7 separate regions of the Homo sapiens genome follow, and all the other regions are linked to region 1. A link is a loop called in an ENCODE intact Hi-C map of the cell type or tissue named here. Cell type or tissue: ascending aorta. All regions are shown on one strand.

The links. A loop is a pair of places that touch in the nucleus more often than their neighbours do. Peaks named below come from ENCODE experiments on the same cell type or tissue, not always from the same donor. Only the 100,000 strongest peaks of a DNase experiment are listed, where the experiment ranks them.
Region 2: it touches region 1 in a loop (3-fold over the local background); 44 of 110 quality-filtered maps call a loop at or near these places.
Region 3: a loop joins it to region 1, with 5 times the contacts of the local background. A loop is called at or near these places in 72 of 110 quality-filtered maps.
Region 4: it touches region 1 in a loop (4-fold over the local background); 54 of 110 quality-filtered maps call a loop at or near these places.
Region 5: a loop joins it to region 1, with 7 times the contacts of the local background. A loop is called at or near these places in 3 of 110 quality-filtered maps.
Region 6: it touches region 1 in a loop (8-fold over the local background); 3 of 110 quality-filtered maps call a loop at or near these places.
Region 7: it touches region 1 in a loop (3-fold over the local background); 22 of 110 quality-filtered maps call a loop at or near these places.

Annotation. Positions count from the first base shown.
Region 1 is chrX:40,012,741-40,016,740 of GRCh38, reverse strand. No RefSeq gene overlaps it. Among named protein-coding and RNA genes, the nearest start is that of LINC03053, 5.5 kb to the right of the region's middle. RefSeq lists enhancers at 1,740-2,239, 3,977-4,000 and a silencer at 2,896-2,985. In ascending aorta, no CTCF peak of the experiment used is centred here; DNase peaks (open chromatin) are centred at 1,610, 2,280, 2,770, 3,430 and 1 weaker place; H3K4me3 peaks cover 2,663 bases; H3K27ac peaks cover 2,663 bases; H3K27me3 peaks cover 1,216 bases.
Region 2 is chrX:40,174,322-40,178,321 of GRCh38, reverse strand. It overlaps a transcript of BCOR not described here. Among named protein-coding and RNA genes, the nearest start is that of BCOR, 78 kb to the right of the region's middle. RefSeq lists silencers at 1,397-1,596, 1,857-1,946, 1,967-2,016 and an enhancer at 3,377-3,426. In ascending aorta, no CTCF peak of the experiment used is centred here; DNase peaks (open chromatin) are centred at 1,461, 2,251, 2,741, 3,061 and 3 weaker places; H3K4me3 peaks cover 3,221 bases; H3K27ac peaks cover 3,317 bases.
Region 3 is chrX:40,092,505-40,096,504 of GRCh38, reverse strand. All of the region lies in intron 1 of BCOR (BCL6 corepressor), which reads left to right. Among named protein-coding and RNA genes, the nearest start is that of BCOR, 3.5 kb to the left of the region's middle. RefSeq lists enhancers at 964-1,013, 3,087-3,713. In ascending aorta, no CTCF peak of the experiment used is centred here; a DNase peak (open chromatin) is centred at 1,903; H3K4me3 peaks cover 2,768 bases; H3K27ac peaks cover 2,162 bases.
Region 4 is chrX:40,153,295-40,157,294 of GRCh38, reverse strand. It overlaps a transcript of BCOR not described here. Among named protein-coding and RNA genes, the nearest start is that of BCOR, 57 kb to the right of the region's middle. RefSeq lists an enhancer at 1-681 and a silencer at 3,460-3,509. In ascending aorta, no CTCF peak of the experiment used is centred here; a DNase peak (open chromatin) is centred at 2,103; H3K4me3 peaks cover 2,638 bases; H3K27ac peaks cover 2,291 bases.
Region 5 is chrX:39,642,875-39,646,874 of GRCh38, reverse strand. No RefSeq gene overlaps it. Among named protein-coding and RNA genes, the nearest start is that of MIR3937, 16 kb to the left of the region's middle. In ascending aorta, no CTCF peak of the experiment used is centred here; DNase peaks (open chromatin) are centred at 1,118 and 1,504; H3K27ac peaks cover 670 bases.
Region 6 is chrX:38,797,894-38,801,893 of GRCh38, reverse strand. MID1IP1 (MID1 interacting protein 1) reads right to left here and starts at 435. Exons shown (of 3, transcript NM_021242.6): 1 at 407-435. It overlaps MID1IP1-AS1 (MID1IP1 antisense RNA 1), which reads left to right. Exons shown (of 2, transcript NR_046706.1): 2 at 102-646. RefSeq lists enhancers at 1-225, 335-414, 444-738. In ascending aorta, a CTCF peak has its summit at 1,742; a DNase peak (open chromatin) is centred at 553; H3K4me3 peaks cover 534 bases; H3K27ac peaks cover 1,462 bases.
Region 7 is chrX:39,728,813-39,732,812 of GRCh38, reverse strand. No RefSeq gene overlaps it. Among named protein-coding and RNA genes, the nearest start is that of MIR3937, 70 kb to the right of the region's middle. RefSeq lists an enhancer at 1,764-2,058. In ascending aorta, a CTCF peak has its summit at 1,902 (motif pointing left); DNase peaks (open chromatin) are centred at 902, 1,812, 2,332 and 2,632; H3K27ac peaks cover 2,432 bases.

The sequences.
Region 1 (4,000 bases):
TATTGTTGTTTTAGACCACTAAGCTTTGGGGTGGCTTTACATAGTCATAGATTAGACATAGTGAAGTGCACAGATCTTAAATGCTCAGCCTGATGAATTTTTACATATGTATAAAACCATGTAACCATTAACCAGGTTAGATATCGAATACGTGCATCTTTCCAGAAGGTTCCCTAGTCAAACAGCTTCTTTGAAATGCTATCCAGGCACCTGAACTATTCGTTCACAGTTCTGGACAGCTCAACATTTATTTTTTCTCAGCGATGTTTCCAAACTTAACTGAATTAGAAACACTCTCTTCAGCATCATCGATGAAATAAAAATAGGCTCTGGTGTGTAGGCCAGAAAAGAATGAAGGCTCAAATGGAAGACAACCAGACTTCAGTCTGTAACCTCTGGGAAGTAGGTCGGCAGGAAAATGAGCTGATCTGCTCTTAAATCTCCCATCAGCAAAGTCACCTCGTAAAATTCAAGTGCATAGGGTGCTGTCTTAATACCTGTGATCAGGCCTGTGAGGGCTAATTCGCTATTTACGTCCTCAACCCTGTCCAAAGCAACAGAGGTCAAAAAGGCTTTGGGGAATCTTTAAGCTCGGGGGAGGAGACCCCCCAAAATCTGCTTGGCCAACTGCTTTACTTCAAACTGTGGGTTGATTTCCATTAATCACACTTGGCCCTAATTACCCTGGAGCAGCCTTTCTTCCTCTGGTCTGGAGCAGGAATTTTAAGGGGTTCCTGACAAAGCAGGTCCCTGAAACCAAACAATAGTGGAGGCTCCAGGAAAACACTACGTGAGGAGGTACGTGTCCATCCCCAGTCCTCTCCTGCCTGGAGACTCAAGTTCCAGGCTTGCTTGTGATCTCCCCAGGTAGGAACCTGAGTTCCTCCACTAAATAGATTTTCCTTTTGTTGTCACATTAATTTGCAACTCATTAATAGTGACAGAAGTGAGGTACTGCACCGATGCCATTTGCATATTCATGAGTGACTTATTATTAAACAAATAAGATTTTCCTATCTTCGAGAGCACCCAAAGTAAGGCTGAACAGTACATTACACCGGCCCCGATGCTTTATTCTCTCTTTAATATGTTAATACATGCAGTTGATTTCTTTAAGTAAATACGCATCTATAAAACAACACGTACTTTATGAAAAAGAAATCATTTAAATAATAATCCATTAGCAAAGTTGGCAACAATTTAAGAGGAACAACCCATTAATACCAACGCGTGGGAATCAATTTGCGAATTTTAATTCGGTTGGGTGGTGGGTTACCGACGACCAAGGAGGAGGACCTGCGAGTGTGTGCGCGCTTAGGAAAATATTTTAATGAGTCTCCGGACATCAGGACTCGAATCCTTTGCTTCAGGTGCTGGCTCCCAGTAGGTCGAAAACTGCGAGTCCTCACGTGGATCAGCGTTTTGCCGATATCCTCTGGAGATTGCAGCTGTGGGCCAAAAGCAGGCCCGACCGCCACGTCGACCCCGCGGCTTTTACGGTGCCCATAGGTTCCCCCATCGGCAACGGGTTAAGTGGGGTGGGGGCGGGGCAGGGCCTGGTCTCCTGGCGAGGCTGCCCCACCGAGCTGGGACTGGTGCCCTGCCCTCCCGCCCCCCTCTCCCGGCACGGGTTTAGTCACAGCCGGTTCCTTCCAGCCGGGGTCAGGGTGGGCTCCCCCCGCGGCGACGAGGAGCGCGGGGCCAACCGCGCACCCTTATCTCGGCCGAGTCAGACACTCGCCGCGCGGAATCTGTTGACATTTACTATTGTTCGCAGGAGTCCGGAGCGCGGGGCGGGGGCGGGGGCGGGGGCGGAGGCGGGCCGAGGAGAGGCTAGGCGAGAGAGGGCGGTGAGTGTGGGGCCTGCGGGCGGCGTGTGTGTGTGTGTGTGTGTGTGTGTGCGCGCGCGCGCTCGTGGAGCGGGGGAGGGGCCGTCTTCACGGAAAATAAAAGTGGCCGGCGGGCCCGGAAGCTTCCACGCCAGCTCACCGGCCCACGCCGGGAATTGAGGTGGTGGTGGGGGGTGCTCAGGAAGGAAGATGGGGCAGCCGGCGGTGGGTTCCGCGGGGGTCGGGGTGGGGGCGGCTCCAGCCGCACGGCCCCCAGTGACCCGCAGGACACAAGTGCATTTGTGCCGAGTCGTGGCGGAGATTAAAGTGCCATACGGCCCGAGCAAGGGGGGCGAGGCGGGTGGAAAACAACTCCCCGCGCGCACAAAGCGCGCATTGTTCCAGCCACCTCCATTATGCCGCGCTGCAGCCAAGAGCCCGTTTCGCAACTGCCCTCCCGGCACTCGAGCGCGCGCGCGCGCGCGCACACACACACACACACACACACACACACACACACACACACGAATTCGCCCCGGCCGAGGCCGGGGGTGGGTGCGCTCAGCCGGGACAAGGAGGGGCCGTCTGGGCGCAGTAGGCGAGGGGCGGCGGGGTGGGGGTTCGCAGGCGTCTTTTTCAGCTCGGCTGCCTGTCTTTCAGGGCTGGGCTTTTTAATGTCTTCTCTTCCTAATCGCCTCCCCGGCACTTTTCCGTTTCTCTGGCTCTTGGGGCCTGCCCCGAGCGCACCCTGGAGACTGGAGCTCCCCAGGAGAGGCGGCGACGGCGGGGGTGGGGGTGGAGAGGGCGCGCTCTCAGTCGCTGTCACCCGAGGATCGCAGCCCCAGGCGCGCAGCGCTTGCCTGCTCTGCTGAGGACACGTGCGCGGGAGGAACGGGGAAAGCATCCCGCCTTTCAAGGAGAGGCTCCCGGAGCGCCCCCTCCCCGGGCTCTCTGGCACTCCAGGATTTCCCCCGGTCCGGAGCGGGAGCTGTGGAATCTCGCGCCGCGTCGCCTGGCCTGCCTGCCCTTCCGTGCCAAGTGGGCCAGCTCGGCCACCCCCACCCTAACCACTCCGGTGCCCGGGCCCTGTCCTCCGCCCCCTCCGGCTTTCATGGCACTGGATAGGCGTCCCGAGAGGAATGTAAGGCTTGCCAGCCTCTTAGGACCCTGTTCTCCCCTGGCAGCGGAGCGGGAGCGGGGGAGGGGGGGCACAGAACCAAACCCCACCTCCCTCCACCCGTCGCGCCCTCCTGGTGGGCAGGTGGGGAGCGAAGCAGCCGGAGCGCGGCGAGGTAGCGCGGTCTGGTTTCCTTTACGTTTACAAGCTATAAATAAACTTCCCCTTGGGCGGATGCGCGCTGTGTCCAAGGGCGGCTTTCCGCCGATTCCGGCGGGTGGTTTACGATCTGGGCCGGGAGCTGGTCCTAGCGCGGCCTGAGCCTAGGGTGGGGCGCTGGCTCCCGGAGAGCTCAGAGGTCGGCCAGGAGTGGCTGGGTGAACCTCCTCTTCCTCGTGGGGCTAGGGCGCCTCTGCACTGAGGCCCGAGGGTGGGGCTGGATGATTTATGAGCCGTCACCCCACCCCGCCTCTCCCGTTTCACTCGTTTTCCTCGTCTTCTCCAGCTCAAACCCGGTTCCCAAAGTCTATCCCCAACCCTGCCCAGCGACCATTTGGCAATTTCGGGCTGTTGGAGCGCGGCTCCGGCTCCCGCCCCGGCGGGGCGCGTGTGCACAGAGCGTGGGTGAGGCCCCGAGTGCTTTCACCAACCGCACTCCTGCCCGGGGCGAGGAGCCGACTAGCCGAGCCCGACCAGGCTGGGCGGCCGAGAGCGGCCTTGGCCGGAGAAGCTGGGAGGAAGGGCTGGCTGCGCGACTCCGGAAACCCCCTTAAGGTCACCGGGCGCGGGGAAACCGCCAGCCCACACCAGAGCAGAGGCCACTGCACCAGTCGGGACCAAGCCGCAGGTCTCCACATGGCCTCTGCTCTGGGGTATGCAGTTCTGCAAAGGAAACCCAGAGGTTGCGATAGAAGACGTAGCGCGGAGGCCACCACTGGTCCCAACACTGTGTCTTCCACCAAAGGGGTGCCGTTTCGCTCGGCCTTGGTACTCACTCTGTGAGCGATGGAGGCAGGGCATCCTCGAGTCTCCCGCACACGTGTGCGTGTTGTGT
Region 2 (4,000 bases), 160 kb before region 1:
AGGACAGTACAGAGCACCAGTGGCAGCTCTTCAAATCACAGATGTGGTCCCACTGACTGGGATCGCGGAGCTGTCGGTTAAAGTAGATGACTGCCTACACTTCGAGATGCAACCTCACAGCTGGTGAGGGTTGAAGCCAGTTGCACAGGGTGGTCCGTGAATTCAAAAATAACCACAGAGATATAAGCCACGTTCCCCCGAGCCCCCACCAGCGGGTAGAAGGGAAGCCAACGAACCACGTTTGGCGGGTGTACCCTCCTCCTCTGCTGCTTATGTGTTCAGAATCACATCAATTGCAGTTCCAGGCTGCCTGACCCTGAGCAGAATCCTACAGAACAGGAACAGGGTTGGGAAAAAATGGCCGAGACCAAGTAGAAGCTGCTTTGGCTATGTGCCCCAGCAAGTTCAAATGACTACCAGGGTGGTTGGCTAGGGGATAGGGGTAGGAGATTAATATATTTTTGAATAAGAGTTTCCTGTTACCTGCGAACACTCAAAAAACAGCTAGAGGTTTTTATTTCTCTTAGGAAGAACAATGGTTAGGACTGTTTTCTCTCATCACTTGTCATCAATGATTCTGTCAATCATTTATTCTGACACCCATTCATTCCACAAATATTTATTGAGTGCCTACTATATGCCAGCCACAATGTTACACGCCAAATATACAGCTCTCAAGCAAACACTGGGTTTTGTAGACAGGTTTGTACTGTGGATACCAAGGTATGCACTGTAACATACTTACAGCATGTTTAACCACCCTGAACTCAGAGACCTGGGTTCAAATCCTCACTAAGTCACTTACTTAGCTGAGTAACTGAGCTTTACCCAGTTTTACACGACTGACCTTTCCCTATGCCTCAGTTTCTCACTCTGTAAAGTTGGAAGGCTTGTGAAGAACTTAGCACAGACCACGTGAGTAGGAGCTACCATTATTATTTAGCACAGTCCTCCACCCCAGCTCTGCCTGGTGCCACAGTCCACCGCTTGGTGGTATTTCCGAAGCTGGCCAGGCCCTCTGCTGCTGACCCTGGAAATCGGGTCACACTAGACAAGGCTGCATGTGCGGGGAGAAGGCGGGGGGGCTCCTTTGCACGCGGCTGCTCGCGTTTCCCCAAGGCCTCCAAATAGTCTAAAAACTCACCTCGGAGGAGGAGAAAGAGCGTGAAGTGGCTCTTTCGATCTGAGACACCCCCTCCCGGAGAACTCGCCCCCTCCCCCCCAGCCCAGAGCGGAGTGAAATCTTAGAAGCCGTGGCTGCTGGGTTTGAACGGAATGCTGGAGTCAGTGGAAGACGGAGCTGGTCGGCCCGAAGGTCAGCGAGTTGTTTTGAGTTCTCCTACCCGGAAGGTAGGGGGTGGGGTGGGGTGGGGAGCAGGGAGTAGAGGACGCCAGGGCCCCCGAGAGACCCCGCGTCAGAGCAAAAATTGTTTGTGCCCCGGAACAGGCAGCTCAGCGGAAGCCGCGACGGGGGCGGGTCACGTGCGGCGGTGGCGGCGCAGCTGGCGGGGGAGCCGGGCTGGGACAAGGGCCGGGCCGGGCGGGGGTGGCGCGGGGCGGCGGCTCTCGCAGCCGAAGGTGGAACCGGCTGACTCTGGGCGCTGGGAGCGAGCGGCTCCCCGAGCCCGGAGCGAGGGAGGAGCGCGAGTTATGGAGGGACCGGTGTGGGAGCCAGGGCGCGCGGAGCTCCGCGTGGTGCGGCACGGGCCGGACGAGGAATCGTTGGGGGGCGGGGGCAGGGACACGGAAGCGGGCTCCCGGGGCGAGAGCGGAACCGACGCGGAGGCTGCGAGGGCGTCTGAACCCCAAGAATGGAGTCGCCGCTCTTGTAGTCGCCGGCCTTGTTTTCTTCTTGCACGCAAATCCCGGAACGACCGGAACCGCCATCCCCGCCTGCGTCCCAGGGGCGCCCCATTACGCATGGCGGGGGGGCCCGCGGGGCTACTCCGGGAGGGGATCCGTGAGGCCGAGGCCGGGGAGGGCTGCGAGGTGGCTCGCGGGGGTGCAAGCCGGAGCGGGGCTACACACCACACAAACAGCCTCCCTTTCCCCCGGAAGAGCGGGCGAGGGAAGACGCGGGCTAGCTCTGGGGGCTCCCCAGGACTGTGGGAGCCAGGCGAGGACCGCAAGGCGGAAGGGAGTGCTGCAGACAAACCATCGGCCCCACCTGGAAGACATTGGTGGCCTCGTGGCCGGTGGTGAACGGTCTCACGCTTCCCCAAAGTGGCGTGCGCTACTCTAGCGTGGGAGGGAAAGGACACAAACTTGGCCATCTGCCAGAACCCTTGAAGACGCCTGTCTTTGGTGTCCCTCCGCCCCCCGCAGTGGCCCGAAATGTACTCTCCCTCCCGTAGTCCACGAGGTTCAGGTCCGAAACCTGGAAAAGTAGGGTAGCGTGGTCTGGCCTCGGACGGGAAACCCACCCACGTTCTTCTGAGGTGCCACGCGGGGAAGGCGCGGAACAGTCTTCTTGCAAAGTTTCCCGCCCCTCACCCCAGTCGAGTAAGGGCGGCTCTTCCGGAGGTGGGGGCGGGGAACGGTCTCGTAGCGGGGAGTGGTGCTAGTTCCTCTTCCCTGCGACCGCTCGGGCCGCCTGCGCGTTCGCGTCCCCAGACGCTGCACCCCAGTTTGCTGCAACGTCTGCTTGGAGTCGCGGTAGCGGGTGCTGCGCGGAGTCTAGGACGACGCGAGACGCCATTTGCATCCCCCCTCCCTCCTGCAGGTTGGCGAGGGCGGCGGTGTCGCCCGCCGCGGAAGCGTATTCCTGGCAGTGACACTGATTAGATGCTGTGTCGATACGTGCACAGAATCGGGGTGGGCCTTCACCTCTCGTGTGCGCACACACTTTCTGTTGGAAAAGTTGCGATATTTTTTCTCCCCCTCTCGCCGCACAGCTGCTGTCTCCCGGGCGGAATTAGGCGACCACGTTTGCTCAACCCGAAGGAGAGAGGATCGCGCGGGCGCTGGGCGGCCGCCGGGCCCGGGCCGCGAAAATCCAGCCCTGGCTTTGCGTCGAGCTGCTGAGTGCCGCGCTTACGCGCGCGGGGCCAGCCGGGGCCTGGTTTCCATCTGCCCCTTTTGCCTCCGTGTTAAGTTCGCCGGGGAAAACCCAACGATCCGTGCTGAGCCCCTCGGAGGAGAGCCCCCGCCCCACCCCACCCCCAGCCCGATCCCGACCGATGGAAAAAATGACAGTATAGGTCAGAACAGGCTGCCCGCGAGTATTAATATGGACGGCCTCCGTTCCTGGTGCTTGGGGAGGATGGGCGCTTCGCCAGGAAACCGCCGAAGGAGGCGCCATGAGGGCCGCCTGCCCCTTCTCGGGCTAGAAAACGTGGATTCTCAGAGGGACCAGACAAATGTGGTCAGATAGCTGCAGGAACTTACCCCATCTAAATACAGGTTGCCCGTGTATATTCCAACCAAGATCATTTTTGTTTCAATCTAATACACGTTGAATCAATTAGAAATACTGTGAGAAACTGTGGTCAAACGGTAGATAGGAAACTTGCTCTTTGCCTAACATTAAATGTATGCTCAGGAGGTGCGGGGCTGAGCACTATCGGCGCAGCCAGTCTGTGTCCTAAGAAGACAGGGTCCCCTTTGCGTTCCACCTTCCAGGACCTTAATAGAACGCGAAGAGAGGAATTATTTTAGTTGTAGTTTCTATTAGAGGGTTGCTTACTCCTTGCAAACTCCCGCCTGGGGTTGTCGGTAGTTAGTAGTAGATGGTTCTGCGTTTTGGCTTTTACAGTCCACGTTTTTCTCTTGGCTTTTTCTTTTCCTGCGTACACGCTGCTGGGTACGGGGAGGGGGCTGCCCAGACGTGTGCTGCCGCCGCCCTCGGGCTCTTTCTTGCGCACCACGCGGCCTCGGAGGAGGGGAAATGTGAACTCTCCGGGTGGCGCTCGAGAACTGGAATTCTGATTTAGGGCTGCGGGTTTGTTCCGGAGGCTGGCTGGGAGCGTCTTGTAGGGGCCGGAGGCTGTGAAGGGGAAGC
Region 3 (4,000 bases), 80 kb before region 1:
ATCGAGCAGAGCAAGGGGTTCCGACTTGGCCCGCCCGCCAGCCAGGTCAGACGCTTTGTTTTGTAAATGTTCTTTTAAGATTATAATCTGCGATCCCCCTCCCGCTTTCCCCCTCCTCTCCCTCCCCGATGTTCAGCGTAGGTTTTAAGTTATGAGCCCCCAGGGGTGGGTGTAGAATGTGCTTGTGCGGGGGCAGCGTCGTGGAGGGAGGGCGGGGGCGGGCGAGACCTGGGCCCTCCGCTGGGCAATGGGGAGTCTGGTGGGTAGCCCTGATGGGCGTGTGAAAGTCTGCGGCCGGAGGAAGTTGGTCCCACTCGGAGGGCGTGTGGCAAGGAGGCTGTAGGCGAAGAGGAACTTGCGCACCGGGGCAAGATCCTCGGCCAAGGCGGGGAGGGCGAGGCGCCGCGGGGCCCGCGCTCGGAGCCGGCGGGCGGCTGCGCCGCAGAGCCTCCGCCAACTCGGGGGCTCGCGGCGGCGGTGACGAGCGCCTGCTGTTTACGGAGAGAGCCTTGGGGCACCGTGTGTGGAGTAGGGCGGCCGAAGTCACGCGTGGTCCCGGCGGGCTTCCCGCCGCTCGCACGCTCGAGTGGGCCCTTCCCGGGGTCCCGGAGACGGACGAGTCTGGCAGCGTGTAGGCCGTGGCCGGGCGAGGCGTAATTTGCTGTTAATGAATCTTTTCCAGAAAGTCCGCGATCTCCAGCTAGAGGCTGTGAGTGCCCGCGCGCCAGGGCGCGCGCCGCCGGCGTCTGGAGGGTGGGGGTGGGGGGAATGGAAGAGCGAAGAAGGAAGGAGGAGGGTTATGTGTATTTAGAAACAAACCTTAAAAAGAAACCAACGCGCTTCAAATAGGTATTCGCACAGCCTCGCTGCGTCTAGACTAGACAGCTCGGGGTTTTAGCTGTGTTTTCCCCCCCTTTTTTCGTTTTGAGAAGACGCTAGAGGAGGGGTAGTGTGGTATTTGGTTCTAGGGGTAGTCTTTTGGAGAAAGATCCTTAAAATGGCCTGGGAGTAAAGACTAGGAGGAAATGGCCCACCCCAGAAGGTGGTGGGTGGTGAGTGCAGACAGACTTGGGTATTTCTGGCCATCTGACACTTCCTGTGGCACTGGAAACGGACACCGCGGGCCGAAATCAATCCTTACGAAGTGTTGGGTTCGGTTTTGCCAACAGAATTGCTTGCGTGGAAGGCATTTTAATTGTCAGCCTCAAAGATTCCTGTACGTGGACACTTAGGGAATACGCTCGTTCCTTGACCCTGCCCACTCCTCTCTCGACCTGTTATCTGGTGTGGGTTTTGCAGTGTTGGTTTTCGTGTTTATTTTGGGCAGGGTTTCAGCGCGTAGAGCGGAGTGGGGGGGGAAGGCGATGATTAATATGCCATCCAGGTTTAATCCGAGGCTGGCCTTCAGTGTGCGGGTATACACCGCCACGCACACCAATTGCCTTGGGGTGTTTAGGGGAGCGCGCGGGTTTTGGGCAGCAGGCGCCCGGCCGGCAAGTCGCGGCTGGGGCTCGGCTGGCCCCAGCGCTGTCCTTTGAGGCGCTGTCACCAGTAGGTGACTGAGAGTTAATTAGGAAGTGTTCTCCGGATCAATGGGCTGCACAGCTCATTAGCGATTCTCTCCAGCCCTTTGCAGGGCCGTCCTGGCCTCCGCCTCCCACACAGGCCGGGGCCTCGCTGTCCAGGCTGCGGGGAGCGCCGCTGGGAAGTGGGGAGGGGCCGGTAGCGAGGGACGGCGGGGAAGCGAGTGTAACTTCGCGGGGCGGCGCGTTGCGTGCGGCGCCTCGAGGCCCGCGCAGCCCGCTCTTTCTTCCTGCCCGCGGTCGCCTCCACTGTGTCTTTAACTCGCTCCCGCTCGCGTCGCTGCCTGGCTGCTCCTCCCCGCCTCCCGCGCCTATCTCTTGTTCTCTAAGCACGACGCCTGTGCTCCCCGCCCAGTTTAGGATTAGACAAGATAAAAATAGGACTGCCCAGCGCGCGGAGCTGTGACTGTGCCCCGGCAGCCGGGCTGGTGGGAGCGCGGGGGGCCGGAGCTGGAGAGGACCCGTGGTGCGCTCGGAGCGGCCAGTGCCTGTGGGCCCCCTACCCCCACCCCGCAGGCACCGTCACGCTCCCCGGGTTCTGTCCGCCGTGAACCGTGCGGGCCGGGGGACCTGGGCAGGGTCTCCGCGCTCTCGCGGGTGTTGTTGGTGTGCCGGTGATAGATCGGTCTAGACAGGCATGCAGGCTCCCTCCCGGCTGAAGGACTGGAGGGGGGGGAGGCGCGGAGATGGCAGCAGACTCTGTGAGCTGCGAGTGAGCGAGCTAGCCTCCGGGCCCAGCGAGCTGGGTGGAGGGAAGGCCGTGGGGGTTTCTCTTAACCCTTTAAAGGCCGTGGTGGGGTAGTGTAATAGGGAAAGGGGGGCAAAGAGCCTAGTGGAAATTCCTGGAGGCAGAGTAGCTCGCAGTGGGGAGGAGCTGTGAGTCTGGGCCTAGGGTTTTCCTTTCTCTTATGTGTGCACGGTCACATCTTGGTGCATCGGGCTCGATTCTTCCACAAACCAAACGCAGCTGCTAGATGATCTAGTTTGACCAGGTATTTCTCAGTCGGGGAGCTGTGAACACACACAATGAACACCCTCACTTTAAAAACTGAGTTTGGAAGACAGACGTAGACTCAATGTTCCCAAAGAGAATTCATGCGGGTGTTCAAGGACGGGAAGGTCTGCACATAGCTGTAGTCGGGTGGGGCCTCTGACTATGACTGCTGCAGACCAAGGACCTGAGCCTGAAATGCCCCGCCAGCATGTACAGGTATGCACTGAAGAGAGCAAAGCGGTCTTTGAGTTGTCTCTATATAAATAGACATACTTTTAACCAGGAACTTGTGAGGAGTTAGATATGTGCAAGGAGACAGCCTCCAAAGAGGAGCTGGACACTGATGTGTTGTGAGATCCATCGTTTGTGTGTGTATATATATGGCTAATATTAAATTGGTCTAAAATTTTAATACACCTCTGCAGACATTTATCTAGTTCTTTCTTCAGCTTGAAATGGGCGGATGGGTTACCCTATACATAAATAACTCATTACTAACATTCCAGTCTCCTCCTCCCTCCTCTTCCTTTCTTTAAGAGTTTGTGATCTTAAGGGATCCTCTGTTTACATTTAAACTGCAAACCCATATTGGTCTGGCCTGGGAAAGAGCCACATTATAGGCAAAGCAAAAAGAATGGAAGTAGTACGAATGCTCAGATTAAGATGTGCGCTTGAATGACATGTGCTGAGACAAATCAAGACACTTGGGCTCCGTTGCCCAAATGGAACAAGAGATACATAAGAGATAAAGAACTGGCCAAGGGGAATGTAAACATGGGTATGCAAATACAGAGATGTATAGCGATATTCTGAGAGAAAAATCCCAGACTTTGTTGAGCTGGAAACTGGGGCAGAATTTCTGTAAGTGCGTTCCAGAGACAATAGCCCATTTAAAGGTGTGAAGAGGGTCACTTGGAAACACAAAAAGCATTCATATGCATACATCCATGCTTAGATACACAGGCTGAATGACAAACACTCCTCAATGCCTGACGAAGACTTTCCTGCCGAGTGAGTGAGACCGACTTGGGTACAGAAGAGTGGGCCACACAACCACATTCACACACTTATTCACAGGGAAATAATGTGTCTTTGGCTTGAAGGAAACTGAGGGCCACGCTAGCAGCCTAAAGGATGGATGGTGTGCAGTGAACTAGGATTATCTCTGGTTATAGTTTCTTTCCCTTCTAGGGGTGAGGTGGAGTGGGCAGCGGGTTGGTGACGAGCAGGTAGGAGCCTTTCTGAAGAGATTTTGAGTTCCTGACCTTGAGTGGCTGGATCGTGTAGCCACAAGAGGGGTAGCTTTCCACTTTGTGGTCAGTAGGAATGGCTGTTGCACTGCTGGGGTCCAATTTGCTAAGGTGGAGCAGGGCCTCAGTGGGCTGGGAAGGAGAACAGGAAGAAGTGCGGCCTCTGGGAGGAA
Region 4 (4,000 bases), 140 kb before region 1:
CCCCACAGCGGGCCTGGAGTCTGGAGGGCCTGGAGTCTGGAGGGCCTTCCTGCTCCCCTGATTAGGGCCAAGGACGCAGCTTGATGTGTTTTGTGTTTTCTCCCCTCTGCACACTTGGTACTTTTCAGAGTGCTTCACTAAAAAATCAGATACAAGAAAAAGTTCACATCAGCCCTTTGGAGCCAGGCCTCCGTGAGCTGGGGTCACCCCACCACCAAGCCAACCATTCGACTTCTAAACTGTAGCCAGGGCCAATGGGTTACCGCTGACCTTTTGCACACCGAATTCCTCTCCTAGCGTTAGCTCGGGTGGCCAGGGAGCCTCAGCTGCACCCACCTCCTGCCCGGTCCAGTCCCGATGCCCCTCGCGGGAAGCGCGGTAACCTTAAACGGCACGACAGGCGGCTGGCCGAGCTGGTTCGGTGACGACTCCCTGGAGACAGCGGCTTCGAGCAGCAGGCCCCATCTGCAGCGCAGCTGAACGAGTTAAGCTGCCCCAGGCGTGAGCGTACCAGGCTGGGGCCTGGACAGGAGAGAACCGGCGGGGGGCCCCGGGGCGCCTAAGCCCTAGGATTTCCAAGTTGCAGGGGGAAAGGTGAACCTGACTCCCCTCCCGAAGGGCTGCGTGGGGGGCTCAGAAGACTCCTGTCAGGGGTTGGGGAGGCGCCTCGAAGCGGGGCCCAGAGTGAGGCTGCTGAAAGGGGGCCTGGGGGGTAGGCGGTGCGCCCTCGAGGCCACCTGGTCAGTAAAGGCGCTTCTGTGCTGTACAAGCAAGACAGCAGTTGTAGCACCCGACCCTCGGGCTCCAGTGGCCCACGGTGCAGGCGGGCAGGGGAAGAGTGGCTCTGCGCGCAGCCCCGGGTGCCCTAAGGTCACCTCCTCATCCCCTGCCGCTGCTGTGCCGCCCCAGCCCTACCCCCGCCCCGAAAAAACCCGGCCGCGCGGGCCAGAGCCTAAGCTGCACGGGCTCCTGACCCCGGCTCGCCAGGCTCAGCCCAGTCCGACCCCGCCTCGGCTTCACAAAGGCCACGTGCGGCCAGGGCCGACAAGGAACGACCACGACTCTCAGATCTTTAATTACGCTAGGAGTCCCTACCCTTCCCCCCAACCCATCGCCGGCTTCCAGCCCTTTAATCAATTTCACGATATTAAATATTAATTTCCTGCCAGCCACGGTTTCTCGGAGGAGGGGGAGGGGATGGGCAGGGCAGCTCCGAGGCTGGAATGGCTTTGCAGGGTGTGACCACGACAGCAGGGCGCGGAGGACGCGCGGATTCCTAAGTGAGCTGTGCCCAGAACTCGGAGCCACTGGGTTTTCGCTCTGTAGCTGGGGAACTTGGAGAGTTATGAGCGCCTGGGTGCAGGCCTCCAGGAGGGGCAGCGAGGTGCGCGGAGAGTCCGGGTGTGCTGGGCGACCGCCTCCTGCTCCGCGCGCCCCCCCTCCCCACCCCAGCCGCGAGTCAGCCTCACGCGGGCCCGCGGCGCGCTGCGATGATGGATCGCGCCTGGCGGGGGTGATTTGGTGTTGATCGCACATTATCACTGGCAGGTTGGACTGGTTGCTGATGGACGACTTCTAGCGGCGGCGGCAGCAGCGTCTTCAGACACCGCGCTGGGACTCGCTCGCTCGGCGAGGGTCTTTCCCCCCCCCACACCCCCTCCCTACTTCCAGGCGCCAGGAGGGCCTGAGAGTCCGAGTGGGGTCTCCTCGCGTCCAAGGCCGCCCGCTCCCGTCTGGGTCCGGGTGTGGGCTGTTGGCTGGGTGAGGAGAGGAGCCAGGACGCCTCTCCCACTTCCTCCCACTCCTCCTTCCCTTGCCGCCTGCTCCCCACCCCCTTCCTGCTTCCCCACCGAAACCCGGAGGCCCTGGGTCACTCCGCGGGTGATATCCACGCCGCCTGACCCTGGCCGCGGGGGTGCGGACTCCTCTGCTCCGCAGCCCCCGACCCTCTCCCCCGGTCGCAGCAGCCGCGGCACTGCGGTGCGCCCCTTCTCGCCTCTTTTTCTAAAGTGCCTGCAGATACAAAAGCGGTTTCGTAATGCCTTCCGTCTGCGAGAGCCGGAGGACCTTGGCTGACCTTTCGGAAACTGATTGCAACTGCCTGTTAACAGCCCGTACTGACCGCACTGAGCGGAGCGGAGGACAATCATTTAAGTGACAGACGGCGAGGTGGCCCCGGCTCAGTCGAGCGGCCTGGTTAAGCCCGCCCCGCCCCTCCCCCGACCCCCTCCCCTCCCGCAGCTACTCCCCCAGCCCCGGGCGCACTGCGGGCCGCGGCGGGCGCTCGGGCAGGCGGAGAGGACGCGCGCGCGCGTGCGTGTGTGTGTGTGCGCGCGTGTCCACGATTACCGGCCGACGGGTTAACCCTTTGCCGAGCAGCCGGTCCCTTTGAGGCCGGGTGCTGCCGGATTAATCTGCCATCTGCAAAAGAGGAATAACAGGGCCGTCTCCGCCGACTTTCCCTAATGGGTAAACTGTACCCTGTTAGCGTGACCCACGCTGCGTCCCTGCTGCTGCCAGGGAAAGATCCGGACCCTTGGCTCTTCTGCCGCGGCCCTGGGTCCCCTCCCTGCACTGCCCTTCCTCTGCACAGACACAGACACAAGGAACAGCACGAGGGGTCCAAAGGCTCCCAGGGGCTCGCGGTGCAGTGGACGTGGGTGTTCCCGGTGTTTTCTATTTTGGAAACTGGAGAAAGGTGGGGTGGGGGGGACGTAGAGAAAAGCCGAGGTGGGGGAGGGGAGGCTGGTGACAGGGCACCTCGGGCTTCGCTCGCTCCCTCTCTCGGGAGAGATCGCCAGCTGCTCTCCAACAGGCAGCGCCCTGAAATCTATTTAAAGAGAGGGAAAGGGGAGGAGAACAAAGGGGGAGGAGGGGGACGGCGAGCGGAGCCTGGGCGAGAGCGAGCGAGCAGGGAGGATCCGCCGCTCCGCGGGCACATCAAGCGCTCACATCTGTACACTCCGCGATCGATGGGGAGAATGGATAATATTTGTCAGCTGCAGACCTTTCTCTTCCCGGTTCCTGGGGAGGGGAGGGGGCGAGGAGGGGGAGGGGCGGGCAGGCCAGGCGAGAGAGGCCGCCTCAAGGACAGCGCGCTTCCCGCTGCAGCCACACGGAAACCCAGAGCCATGAAAGCCGGGGGATTTTTCTCTTATTATCATTATTAATTATTTTTTATTATTCCAGAGCAGCCAGCGAACGCTCGGTGGCGCCCCTCCCCCGCCGCCTCCCTTTGTTGATTCTCAGCTGCTAGAGCGGCGGGCCCGAGCCGCCACCGCCGCAGAGCACGATCTGCTCTTGCGCCCTCGGTCGCAGCTGCGGCCCAGGAAGCCGGGGCTGCGTCCCCGCCCCCTGCCCCCCACGGCGCGGCAGCCCTCGCACCCCCTCCTCGCCTCCCGCCACGAGGCCAGCCCTGCCTCTCCACTGCCTCTCGCTGCGGCTCCGAGTCCCCAACGCAGAGCAGAGGCACTGGCTGCTGCGGCCCCGAGCCTCCGGCCGCGCGGGGGCCTTTGCCACCCCCTAACCCCCGCGGCTGCACTCTGATGCCGCCGTCCTCACACATGGTCTTCATTTTGCACACTAGCGGCGTGCTTCCTCTCAGCTCCTCTCCTCGGGGCTTTTCGGAGCGAGGAGGGAGGTTTAGAGGAAGTTAGAAACCCAGCGAGCCCAGGGGAAAGGGGGAAAACCCTCGCTCTTAGTCTCAGCTTCCGAGGCAGAGGGAGCGCCCCGCGGGGGGTGGGGCAGAGTCTGGGTGCCCTCCCCTTCCTTGGATGCAGGAAAGGTTAAGTGAGGGGTGGCGGTCGGAGGAGCGACAGATTTGCTTTTGCTCATCCACATGCCTGCTCAGACCGGCCTGGGTATCACTGACCCGGCACTCTCGGAACGGCAGAACCCGGATGGGAGCAGATCCGCCAAGCGGTCATCAAACAAGACCAAAGACATTTCAGCTGTCCCCCACCCTCGGGCCTTGGGCGAGGGTGGGGGTGCCCCCTGGGTC
Region 5 (4,000 bases), 370 kb after region 1:
AATATATAATTTTTAAAATACAGTTTGAGGGTAAGTTGCTGTCTTGGTCTATTCAGGCTACTACAACAAAATATCATAAACTGCGTGGCTTATAAACAACAGAAATTCATTGCTCACAGTTCTGGAGACTGGGAAGTCCAAAAACAAGGTGCCAGAAGATTCAGTGTCTGGTGAGGGCCCACTTTTTGATTCACAGATGGTGCCTTCCAGCTGTGATCTCACATGGTGGAAAGGGTGAGGGATATCTCTGAGGCCTCTTTTATAAGGGCACTAATCCCATTTATGAGGGCTCCACTCTCATGACCTAACCACCTCCCAAGGGCCCCACTTGCTAAAACCATCACATTGATAGGGTTTTAACATATGGGTTTTGGAGGGACACAAACATTCAGACCACAGCAGTTACATACATCATGGCCCTTCATTCTTAAATACTTTCATATTTTCTAAGAATAAGAATATTCTTTTATAGAACCACAGTACAGTTAGCAACAGTATAGTTATCCACTTCAGTAAATTTATCATAAGTGTAATATTTTAATCTGTTCTACCATTCATATTTCAATTTTGTCAATTGTCCTAATAATGCTTTCGATAGCATAAGATCTAGTCTAAGATCAGATATTGAATTTAGTTGACATGTCTCTTTTGTTTCTTATGTGGAACATTTCCAGGCCAATTATTTTAAAGTAAAAAATTCTTTATGAAGTGAGTTTTCTCTTCCTCCCCTGTCCCTCTTATTTATTTTGTAAGTTTGAATTTTCAATGTATTTGGTTTTCTTAAGGCAGAACACTACTGTTTTAGAAAAGTGTATGTGAGACAAGAGCCTTCTCCAAAGCCCTAGGCTGCCCTTTCCAGTTTAGGTTAAGGCCTAAAACTCCAGTTCTGAGAAGGGGACCTCATGAATCCAGCTTTTCTTAATCTGGGGGAGTGTCTCCCAAGCACATCACCTACTGGGGGGATTGGGCCACTGTCCCAGCTTTGTTTCACCAGCCAGTGAGGCCATGCGGACTTGCTGATCCTCTTACCCTTCCTTGTCTTCATGGGGCCTTTCACGTGCAGCACCAGCGAGCCCACCAGGAAGGCAGACAGCGGCTGGCTGATGCAGGCTGGAGAGCTGGCTTTCCCACTCTATGATTTAAGACCGGGCTTCTCCACAAGTTCGCATAACCTCCCCTGACTGTCTAGATTGCAAAACCAGGCAAGATTTCCCTAAACTCCCAGGAGACCCAAACAAGTCCTCTCGTTTGCTCAATTACAGCGATAGATCACAACGGAAGGAAACACTAAATTAATTGTGACAGTCATTAATACGACCTGCTCAGTGGCAGCGACTGCGTTGGGGGATCGTGGATCCGATGGCTATAACATATTGGTGATAGGGCCGCCCCCACTGGCTCTTTGGCGGGCCTTGAACTTGCTGGAAAAGACCAGGCCTGCACACAGGGCCCCGTAGCCATGGCAACGGGCTCTCGCTCAGCAAAACACATAAAGATGATTCATTTTGTTTTCCTTTCCTTTCTTTCCACCCAAATTTTCATGTGGGTTGGAATCTATTTTTAATTTTTTTTCTTGGAGGAGAGGCTATTTTTAATTTTGTTACCTCCCTCCTGGGGGCCTGCCAGGCCCTGATTTGAATGACCGAGGGAGGTGGGCTGCACCAGGCCTGAAGTCCCGAAACTTTTCTAGGTTTTCCCAGGGTGGGGGAGGGGAGGGGTGAAAAGTGGTGGCTGGCGTGGAAGTGGGGCAGGAGTGGCTTTGGTATTAAAGCTGAGACCTCCAGTCTTGGAAACACCCTTAAAGTATTCCCCCCAAGCTGGTGTTTCGTCTCTCCAGCTCTCTGCTGGAAGAAGGGCCCCCACCATCTTGTTTGTAGCTTTAATGATAATTTTTTTTTTTCCTGGAAACCGAGTCTCGCTTTGTCACCCAGGCTGGAGTGCAATGGTGCAATCTCTGCTCGCTGCAACCTCTGCCTCCTGGGTTCAAGCAATTCTAGTGCCTCAGCCTCCTCAGTAGCTTGGACAACAGGTACCCGCCACCATGCCTGGCTAATTTTTTGTATTTTAGTAGAGCCGGGATTTCACCATGTTGCCAGGGTGGTCTCAAACTCCTGAGCTCAGGCAATCTGCCTGCCTCGGCTTCCCAAAGTGCTAGCATTACAGGCATGAGCCACTGTGCCCAATCTCTCAAGATAATTTTGTTTTCAATAAATCAAACTCTTTTTCCGGTGAGGCAGAACGCTTTCATATCCATTTTCTTATTTGATCTTTGAGGTAGCTAGGTGTGACAGAGACTGAATGTGCCCACCTGTGTCAGGGCGACCATGTCTCAGCCTCCCCCACAGTGCTCCTGCACCCCCACCCCAACCACTAGTTCTGGCCCGTGGAGTGAGGGCAGAAGTGATGTACACACAGTCACTTTCAGGTCTGGTCCCTAAAACTTCCCTCGTGGGTCTCTTCCCTCTTTCTATTTGCTCAGCTTCTACTAGTGGGGTGAAGAGGATCCCTTGGAGGACAGGGGACAGTAAAGTCACACCACCAGAGGTTCTAAATGCATCAGGCTGTGAACTTGGATGAAAAAAAATTGCCTCTTTATTTCCACTAATTTTCTAATGAGATTTAGTGTTTCCTTCAATTATGAATGCAGGCAACAAATCACGGCGGTATTAGCAGTACCTGAGACCTTGTCTCCAACAGAAATCACAGATATTTCATATCATATTACTGTTGTTATGCAGATCTCAAAATATCACTTTCACTTATCACTTCTTTGAAATTACAGTGGTTATTAGACCTGCCACTCTATCTTATTAATTACTGTGTTAATAAAGAAGCATATATATTACAATAGCACAACTGTGTTTTTTTATTTTGATAACTACATTTCAATGTAATTGGTTTTCTTTGTAATTTTATTTTATTTTATGCATTTACAAGCCTTCTTTTGAGAAGCAGTCCATGAGCTTCACCAGAGCGTCAAAAAAGTCTATGGCAGAAAAGGATAAAATGCCTGGCACTTTGTCCCTCAACCAGCACATGACAGTGCCACAAGTTTGTAAGTCAGATGCAGAAATTAAAATGTCATCCTCCTGACCTCAGCCCAGGGCTCTTTCAGATGTACCACATGGTCCTATCTTTTCCACAGCTCACCCTCACATGCTTCTGTGTAGAGGTGGCAGTGACTGCGTTGGGGTAGAAACCTTCCTCAGCCTACGTGCCTGTTGGCTTTTCCTGTTCATGAGAAAGCCTTGCTGAACAAAGCTCTAGAACTTTCTGTGGCAATGAAAATGTTCTAGATCTGTACTGTCCAATATGGTAGCCACTAGCCACATGTGGCTACTGAGCTCTTGAAATTGCCTACTGTGACTGAGGAACTGCATTCTAAATCTTATTTTGTTTGAATTAATAGCTCTGTATTCGTGGTTAATGTATGGAATGGGGAGCTCTAGACCAGGGTTTCTCACACTTGAGCGTGCATCAGAATCATGTGGAGGACTGGTTAACATGTAGAATGCTTTCAGATACACTCCAGAGTTGTTGATTCTGTAGCTCTGGGATGTGCCTGAGAATCCCAGGTGATGCTGCCGTTGCCGGTCCGTCCATTCTCAACATACTGTTACCATTTTGAGTCAGATCATTTTTCATTGTGGGGGCTGTCCTGTGCCTTACAGGCTGTTTAGCACCATCCTGGCCTCTACCTACTAGATGCCAGTAGCACCCATTCCCCCCTCCCATGTTGTTATAACCCAAAGTGTCTGTGAACATTGTCAAATGTCGCCTGGAGAAGCAACCCTCTCCCCCACCACCCAATTGAGAACCACTGGTTCTCACACAAAAAGATCTTATTTTTTTCTTTTTTGGCTTCGATTTTCTACGTACGGATCTGAACATACTACATTTAAAAAAACGATCTGGAATTTAAATCTGAACTTAATTTCTTCATACATCTGCTCTAAAAGTGCCAAAAATTTATTATGTTTCAACAACACACCAGACTAGG
Region 6 (4,000 bases), 1.2 Mb after region 1:
CCATTTGGTATTTTAAGTACGTATGCACCCGGATGAAAACTCGGTATTCAGACTTAACTTACTAAATGCCAAAATCTTGCCTCTTTTTCTCTTCTTCCCAGTTCCAACAGTGTGATAACACACGGAAAACGGAAATCCAAGGGATCTAGCAAAAGGATTCCACCCAGCAAAAACGCCAGCTTGGGAGAGGGCCCCTACCTAACTCCTTCCTTCTGGCCTCCACCCCTCCCCTGATACGTTTCCTTCCGTCTAGTCTCGAGATAACCCTTCATCCCCCAGTTTCTTGACTCTGGCCGCTGTTCTTGAACATTTCTTAAACACTTTCAGAGAAAGATGGCTCATGCACCTGCCTGCAAAACTTCCCAAACCGGGCCTCCCAGCTCCCCCAGACCCCGCAACAACTCACACCCGCCGGGGAAACTCCAGAAGGAAAAGGTCCGCCGGCCAGAGCTCTGGGCCCTTGGAATCACCCCACCACCGCCCCTCTGGCTTCAGCCAATCAGAAGCCGTCAGAAAATATTATGCAAATGAATCCTGATGCTCCAGCCAGTCAGAAGCCGCGGAGCCCTCCCCCACGCAGCGTCCTCTTTCACCCCAGCCCCGCCAAGCTGGCTGCCGCGTCCCTGGCAACCGGCGCGCAGCCAGTTCTCCACTACGCTTGGCTGTAAAAAAATTAAAATGGTTGCCTGGGGTCACATGGGAGGGGAGCGGGCTGGCCCAGGCCTAAGGAAGGTTGGAAACCTCACTGATTGCCCCAGGCACCTTCCCTGTCCCGATCTGGAACAGGCTGGAGGTGCTGAGCCACCTGCCCGGAATTCAGTTTGCCTCCAGAAAACAGAAGTCATCCGTTGAACAAATAACTTTCGAGTCCTTGTAGCACGCCAACAGCCTCAAAGCAAGAGGTCTTTGGTCTCTGCTTTCTATCCTATATGCTAAATTTCCGGTAAAAGCCTTGTCTGAGGTACCCATCCCCACTTCTTGGTTCACAGTTGCAATTCTGGAATTCTGGATCTCTTTTTTTTTGTTTTGTTTTTTTTTGAGACGGAGTCTCGCACTGTCGCCAGGCTGGAGTGCAGTGGAGCAATCTCGGCTCACTTCAACCTCTGCCTCCCGGGTTCAAGTGATTCTCCTGCCTCAGCCTCTCCAGTAGCTTGGACTACAGGCGCGCACCACCACGCCCAGCTAATTTTTATATTTTTAGTAGAGACGGGGTTTCACCATGTTGGCCAGGATGGTCTCGATCTCTTGACCTCTTGATCCGCCCGCCTCGGCCTCCCAAAGTGCTGGGATTACAGGCGTAAGCCACCAGCGCCCTGCCGGAACTCTTAAATTCTGGTTCTTAATTCCCACTCTTTTAATTAAGCAACCTGGAAAGCATGCTTTGCTGGCTCATCTCCCCAAAAATGTCCACAAATTATCCTTGTACTGTGTCCCTTGGATAGTTTTTTTTTGGGGGGGGGGAATGACATTTTAAAAGTGACCAGAAATTCCTGAACAAAGTAGTCAGCAAGAGTAAACTGGTGCAAGAAAGTCAGACTGGATAAAGAAGAGATCTGGCCTAGAACTGGAAGAAAGATGATATTTTAAGGCAAGAAGCCAGCCCAACCCAAGATAGCAGAGATCCTGGATTATTTTGAGACAGACTTAGAAGGATCCATTTCATGAAAAATGTCCTAGAAATATGACAGTCAGACTCTCGTGTTAAAGGCCATGTAGTCCAACCATCCACTTGTGCTGAAATCGCTCACAACATCCCCACCAAGTGGTCGCCCTTGCCTACATTCTTCTATTTTCCGTTCTCCAGTGTTCTTCTATCTTTTGGAGCTCTACAGAAGGCCATGAAGCACACCATCAGATGTTTGAAGGTAGATATGGTCTCCTTAAGTCTACTGTTCTTCAAGTCAGTTATCCCCAGTTCCTGTAGCCATTCTTCATGTTCTCTTTTGAGTCGCTCATCCATCCTAGTCACTAACTTTAGAAGTAGCTCTGGTTTGCTTTTGAGTGTGGCCCCTCTCATTCCAAGTACCATCTTTTCTAGGACAAAATGGAGTGGCACAGCCACTTATATTATTGTGAATGGTAATTTTTCTAGGTCATATTTATTGAGCACAAGTGCTTGGAAATTAGACTTGTTAACTCAAAAGACATGTTAACTCATTTTAACTTCACAACCACCCTGAGAAGAAAGCAAGGATCAAAGAGTTTAAGGGCCAAACTGTCAGAACTGGGATTTGACCCAGTTTTCTAATGCCAAATCCAATGTTCTTTCTACTACTCAATAGATAGCTACTGCTTATAATGCTGCCTAACATTTAATGGACTTATTTTAACAGCTACATCTATATGCTGCCATCTATATAACAAAATTTTGTGTACCCTATACTTGAGTAGTGGGGATTTTTTGGACCAAAGTACAGAACTTTATATTATCCTACTTAAACTTTATCTCATTGGATTTGGCCCATTAGTTCAGCCTGTTTTATTATTTTGGGTCCTGATTCTGTGCTGTAATGCACTTGGATCTTACCCATATATTTGATAACTATTCTATATATTTATCCAAGTTATTGATAATAGGTACCAGGCACCACTGGGCAAGAGGCAAATTGCTGTAGAACATCTGGAGAGCTCCTTCAGTTTGATATCCGTCCATTAATTGGCACTTTTTGGCATAAGTTGTTCCAGCCAGCTATGAATCATGTTAATTGTACAGTCATCCAGCCTATATTTTTCTTCTTGACCACAGGATATTATGAGAGACCTTGCTAAGTGCCTTGCTGAAGTCCCAAGCTAATAGCCAGTTTTCTTCCTGTGGAGTCAAGAAGAAGGGCATTTTTGTCATATACCACAAAGAAACCACCATCACATGATACAAAAATGCAGAAATAGCATCATAATAATCTGAGTTAAGATGGGGAAGGGAGTGTATCTTATTGTAATTGTCCTTACAGGAAAAACCGTCATGAAGGTTTAGTTGAGAGAAGGTAGACAGAAAAATGCCAAAACCTAAGAACAGTGAGTAGTGAATCTGCTGGCTTCAGATCCACTTTCAGGTTTTGGAATGTCTGAATATGTCGTAGTTAGCATTTTGTCACAATCTCATTTTTTAAAGCGTCTTTAGCCTTGCGTTTGGAAGAAGTAGAGCACAGGGAAAGTTGAGAATACTAAAGAATACCTTTTGTTATGTTCTCATCATTTCTACATCTTTAAGAACTCTGAACCGTATACAGAACTGTACATTCAATTTCAATATGGTAGATGAGAAAAGGGCAAGACACATCATAGCTTTTCTTACCACATAGAAACTTCTCAAGTTGATTTTTCCTAGATCCTTAGGATTCCAGGACTTTCTTGTACCATCAGCATAGAAGGAAGAATGAGAATGTTCTTTCTTCACTCTATCCTGTTAAAATGTGTCAGCTTGGTTAGTTTAAATTCTGAAATTAGATTCAAAGTTTACAAATTATAACACCAAATTAGGGAGAAAACACATAATTATCAATATTTCATATGTTCAAGTCCTAATTACAAATCCACATATATACATATACATATGGGTTGTAGCTTCATTTTGTTGAAGCTACAGTGTCATAAATACATTATCCAATGGACGGGTTCAACAGTTACACGCCCAAGTCTTCCATAATTTACTCTTCCAACCTTAATAATAAAAAAACTAGACCTAGACAAGGTACAATGAAGTCAAGGCGAATTCACCTACATCATATTAGACAGTCTGGACAGAGTTAGTACACAAAAGATGTAAATCTAGAAGCAAATACAACCTACAAGTCCTTCCAGCTATAGAAGACCTTGATAAGAATAGAAAAATAATAAACAATTAGGAAGATTTGAAAAAGGATATTGCAGAGCAAAAGAAACAAAATTTGAACCAAACACATCACTAGAGAGTCAATAAATGTAATTCCAAACAAGGAACAAAACAGGCATGCCAGAAAATTCAGTTACTGGCATAGGGCAAAAGGTTCAGGTAATCCCA
Region 7 (4,000 bases), 280 kb after region 1:
ATGAGATTTGCACTTATTTTGATTTCAAAATCTATATTTTCATCACACTCCTTTGACTCACTTGGGCCAAAGCCTCAGTTTCCTCAGATGTGTGATGGGGACAATTTTATTCGCAACCTTAAAAGAATGTTGTGAGAGTCTTTTGTTTTCTTTTCCTTTCCCTTTCTCTTTCTCTCTTTCTCTCTTTCTTTCTTTCTTTCTTTCTTTCTTTCTTTCTTTCTTTCTTTCTTTCTTTTCCTTCTTTCTTTCTTTCTTTTCTTTCCTTCTTTCCTTCTTTCTTTTTTTGAGATAAGATCTTGCCCTGTTGCCTAGGCTGGAGTGCAGTGGCACGATCATAGCTCATTGCAGACTTGAAAACCTGGGCTCAAGCCTCTCACTTCAGCTTCCCAAATAAGTGGGACTATAGGCACATGCCACCATGCCTGCCTAATTAATTTTTTTTTTTAATTTCGTAGAGGTGGGGTCTCACTTTGTTGCCCAGGCTGTCATTTACTTATTGTGATGATGAAGTGGGGTCTGGAAAGCTGCTCTGCCTTGCGGAAGAGTTAACTGATCCAGGAGCTTATTACAACCTCAGGAAAGCCCTTGCTGAGTAGGCACTTAGAATCTTCATAGTGAGCGGTGCTGCTAGCTCTTCTTCCCAACACTGGTGTACTACCGCAGCACCTGGAACCCCAGAGGGACATTACTTCTATGCTTTGATTCCTTAGAGCTCCATGAGGGTGTCCAGGGGAGGGGGAGAGTCAAGTATATCACGGACTGTTAATGAAGGCCTTCAAGATGATCTTGTAAAAATCCAACCCCATCATGATACAGTGTGGAAGCTGAAGCCTGGAGAAGGGCTGGGACTTGTCCAAGACCACGCAGCTGTTTCTTGGCAGAACTGGAGTGACCAGGCGGCTGTTAGGACTTTCCCTGTGGGACTCTGGGGTTTGTTGATCAAGTTCAAGTCTCAGCTTTTCCAGCATGAAAATGCACGGCCTCTGAGAAATGACACAGGGAAGGTGCCTGCAGGAAGAGGAGGGGAGAAGAGGGAGAAAAGTCAGGAGGGATGGGAGTCCTAGGCACTGCCTTTTGAAAAACATTAAATATGAGAGTTGATATAATCCAGGGGACCTCCAAACTGGCGGAGTGCCCCAGGACTCCCACCTGCAGCAAGCTGGGAGTCTGGCACTGGAATCTGTTTTATAAATGAGTTCCCTGGGTTACCGAAGCACGCACTCTGGCCCAACCCCTGACAGAGGGGCACCTGAACCCTGTGGGGCCAAGCTGGTTTGTCACCCAGCTCCTCCCTGGTGGGGCAGGTCCCACTGTCCCCTGCAATAAGGTCAGTCCCAGTCCCTCCCCCCACCTCCATTTCTCCAGTTGATCACGGTCCTCCTTGCCCACAGCCACCATGGACCCCATGACAAACACACGAGGCTCAGGCCTGGAAGATCTATTAGTGCCACTCCTGTCACCGCCCGCAGAGCAGGAGGAGAGGCAGCCAAATGCTGTGCTAATTATTCTAGCTTCCAGCAGGGTCTCGGAGGTCCCAGCCATGGTAAATCTTAACTTTCATGCTATGGTGCACCGGGATGCAATTTACTTCAAAGAGAGCATAAATCCCCACTGCGGCGTGTATCAGAGGAGTGTTACATAAAAGTGGCCCATGTGCTTCCCACCCTGGCTGCCTTCTCTCGCTCCCCTTCTCTCCCTCCCTCACTCTCTCCTCGTAAGTTTGAAAAAGCCAGCCCGCGGTTGGTTACACATCTCGCACGCAAAAACATTTACACACACGTCTGCTCCCAGCCTTATAAATCACCAGGCTTGGCGACTTGGCAGTGGGAACACAGGCGAGCTCTATTTTTACCAGCCCCATCCGCAGACAGCCCCGGGGGCCCCTCCTTTCCTACAGTGACACCTACTGGTGCTAGCTTTGGCCAAAGGCAGCCTTGCCGCTTCAGACCCATTTCTCAGGCTTTGGAGGATGGTAACTGATCAAGGCCTGGCCCTTCCCCCAATTCTTCCTCTGCTAACCCCTTCCAGCCTCTGGGGAATTCCTCCAGCCACAAATTCCACCCAGGAAGCCCCGCCCCACCACCAACGCCCTCAACCAGGCTTGACATAATAATTACCTTCCACAGAGCTGCGGACTGCAAGAGGCAAGGCCAGCACAACTCATTAGGATGTCAAAGGATCAAGGGAATTGGGGAGGGGACTGCCTACCAGGTCACCACCCCCCCACCTTCGGCCCCAAAAGCAAGGTTCCTTCCTGTAATGCAACCTCCTGGGGGGTTGTCCAGTTGTGTTTCAAGCAATTACTTCCCTGTGAAAGACATCTGTTATCTTCGCTGACACACACGAGACTGGCGGCCGATGTGGTTTCTGCGAGGGGCTTGTGAATCCTGGCATTGTCATCGCAGCCCCGGTTGGGAACGAAGGGGGTGGGGTGAGACAGAGGCACGTCTGTCTCCCATCCCCAGGCCCCAGCCCCAGCCTCCTCCCAGCGACCTCTCCGGAGGCAGCCGTGCCAGGTCTAATGCTCCTAATGTCATCTTTGCAGATCCATTTGTGATTCCTTGATGCTGTAATTACTGCGGCTCCACTCCCCTCGCAGCAGCTGCCATTAGCTGGGCAGACCGCAGGCTGCGGTGACGTGGCCTTGGCAGCCTGGGGGGCCTCTGAGGGTTGGCTGGGGTGGGTAGGACCCTCCCTGCAGGCCCAGAGCTGCCAAGAGGCCCAGGGAGGCTGGCTGAGCTGGTCGAATGCTGGCCTTTAGTGGCTTTGCCCTGAGTGTAACCTCCTCCCACTTCTCCCCGCAGTCAGTCGACTGTGGAAAGTGCCCCAGGGTGCAAATGCCCCAGGGTGAAGGGTGAATTCTGCACAGTTCCAACTCAGCCGCTGACACACTGGTGACCCTGGGCAAGTCACAGCCCCTCTAAGCTTTGGTTCCCTCAATCATAAAAAGGACAGGGTTGAATTCCCCAAGAGGAGGGGAGGTAGCTTCCCTTCCAGCCCTGACTGGGGATCCCTCTTTTTTCCTATCTCAGCACCTGGAAGGACCTGTACAAATGATGGGTGCTTTTTTAGAGGCCCAGGGAGGTTATCAGGTGCATTCTTGGGACAGGAATGAAAAACAAACACCCTAGAATCCTGCTGTGCCAAGAACCCAGGCCATAATCTCAGAGACAATCTATCTATCGCTTTCTATTCTAGCACTTTGCTTCTCAGGATAGAAGCCCTGGGGTGGCGTAAAGGGCTAACCTCACCTGCACTCAGGCTTTGAGGGTAGGAAAAGAGGGACTATGATGGACTCGAAGAAATGAGAGTAGAATCAGATGCTGAAAAAAGACAAACCAAAGTTTTGCTCATGGCCCTTCACTTCCCCATTCTCCTCCCCATCCCCAGTGTTGCCCTAATGTCACTGCTACTGATAAAAGAATATTGTGTTCAAGGCTGGCTGACAGTGAAAGTGGGTACTGTACAGAAGTCAGCCCCTTGACGGTTTTGAAACATGGCAGGAAATTCTCTGACACTTTTCTCATCCAGAGGCAGGTTCTCTGGTCCTTCCCCTTGAATCCGGGGTGGGGGGTGGGGGTGGGTTGTAACTGCTTCAACCAAAATACTACTGAAAGAGTGATGCTGTGTGGCTTCTGAGACTAGGTCATAAAAGGCCATGCAATTTCTGCTTTGTTTGCTGTAACATTCATGCTTGGAGCTCCAAGCTGCCATGTAAGATGTCTGACTCGTGGCTACCATGCTGGGAGGAAGCCCAATCCACATGAAGAGGCCACCTGTAGATGCACTGGCCAACTGTTCCAGGCTTTGAATTATTTCAGCTCAAGCACCAGACATATGAAGTGTGTTAGGCCATTCTTGCATTGCTATAAAGAAATACCCGAGACTGGGTAATTTGTATAAAAAGAGGTTTGATTGGCTCACAGTTCTGTAGGCTGTACAGGAAGCATAGCACCAGCATTTGCTTGGCTTCTAGTGAGGCCTCAGGAAGCTTTCACTC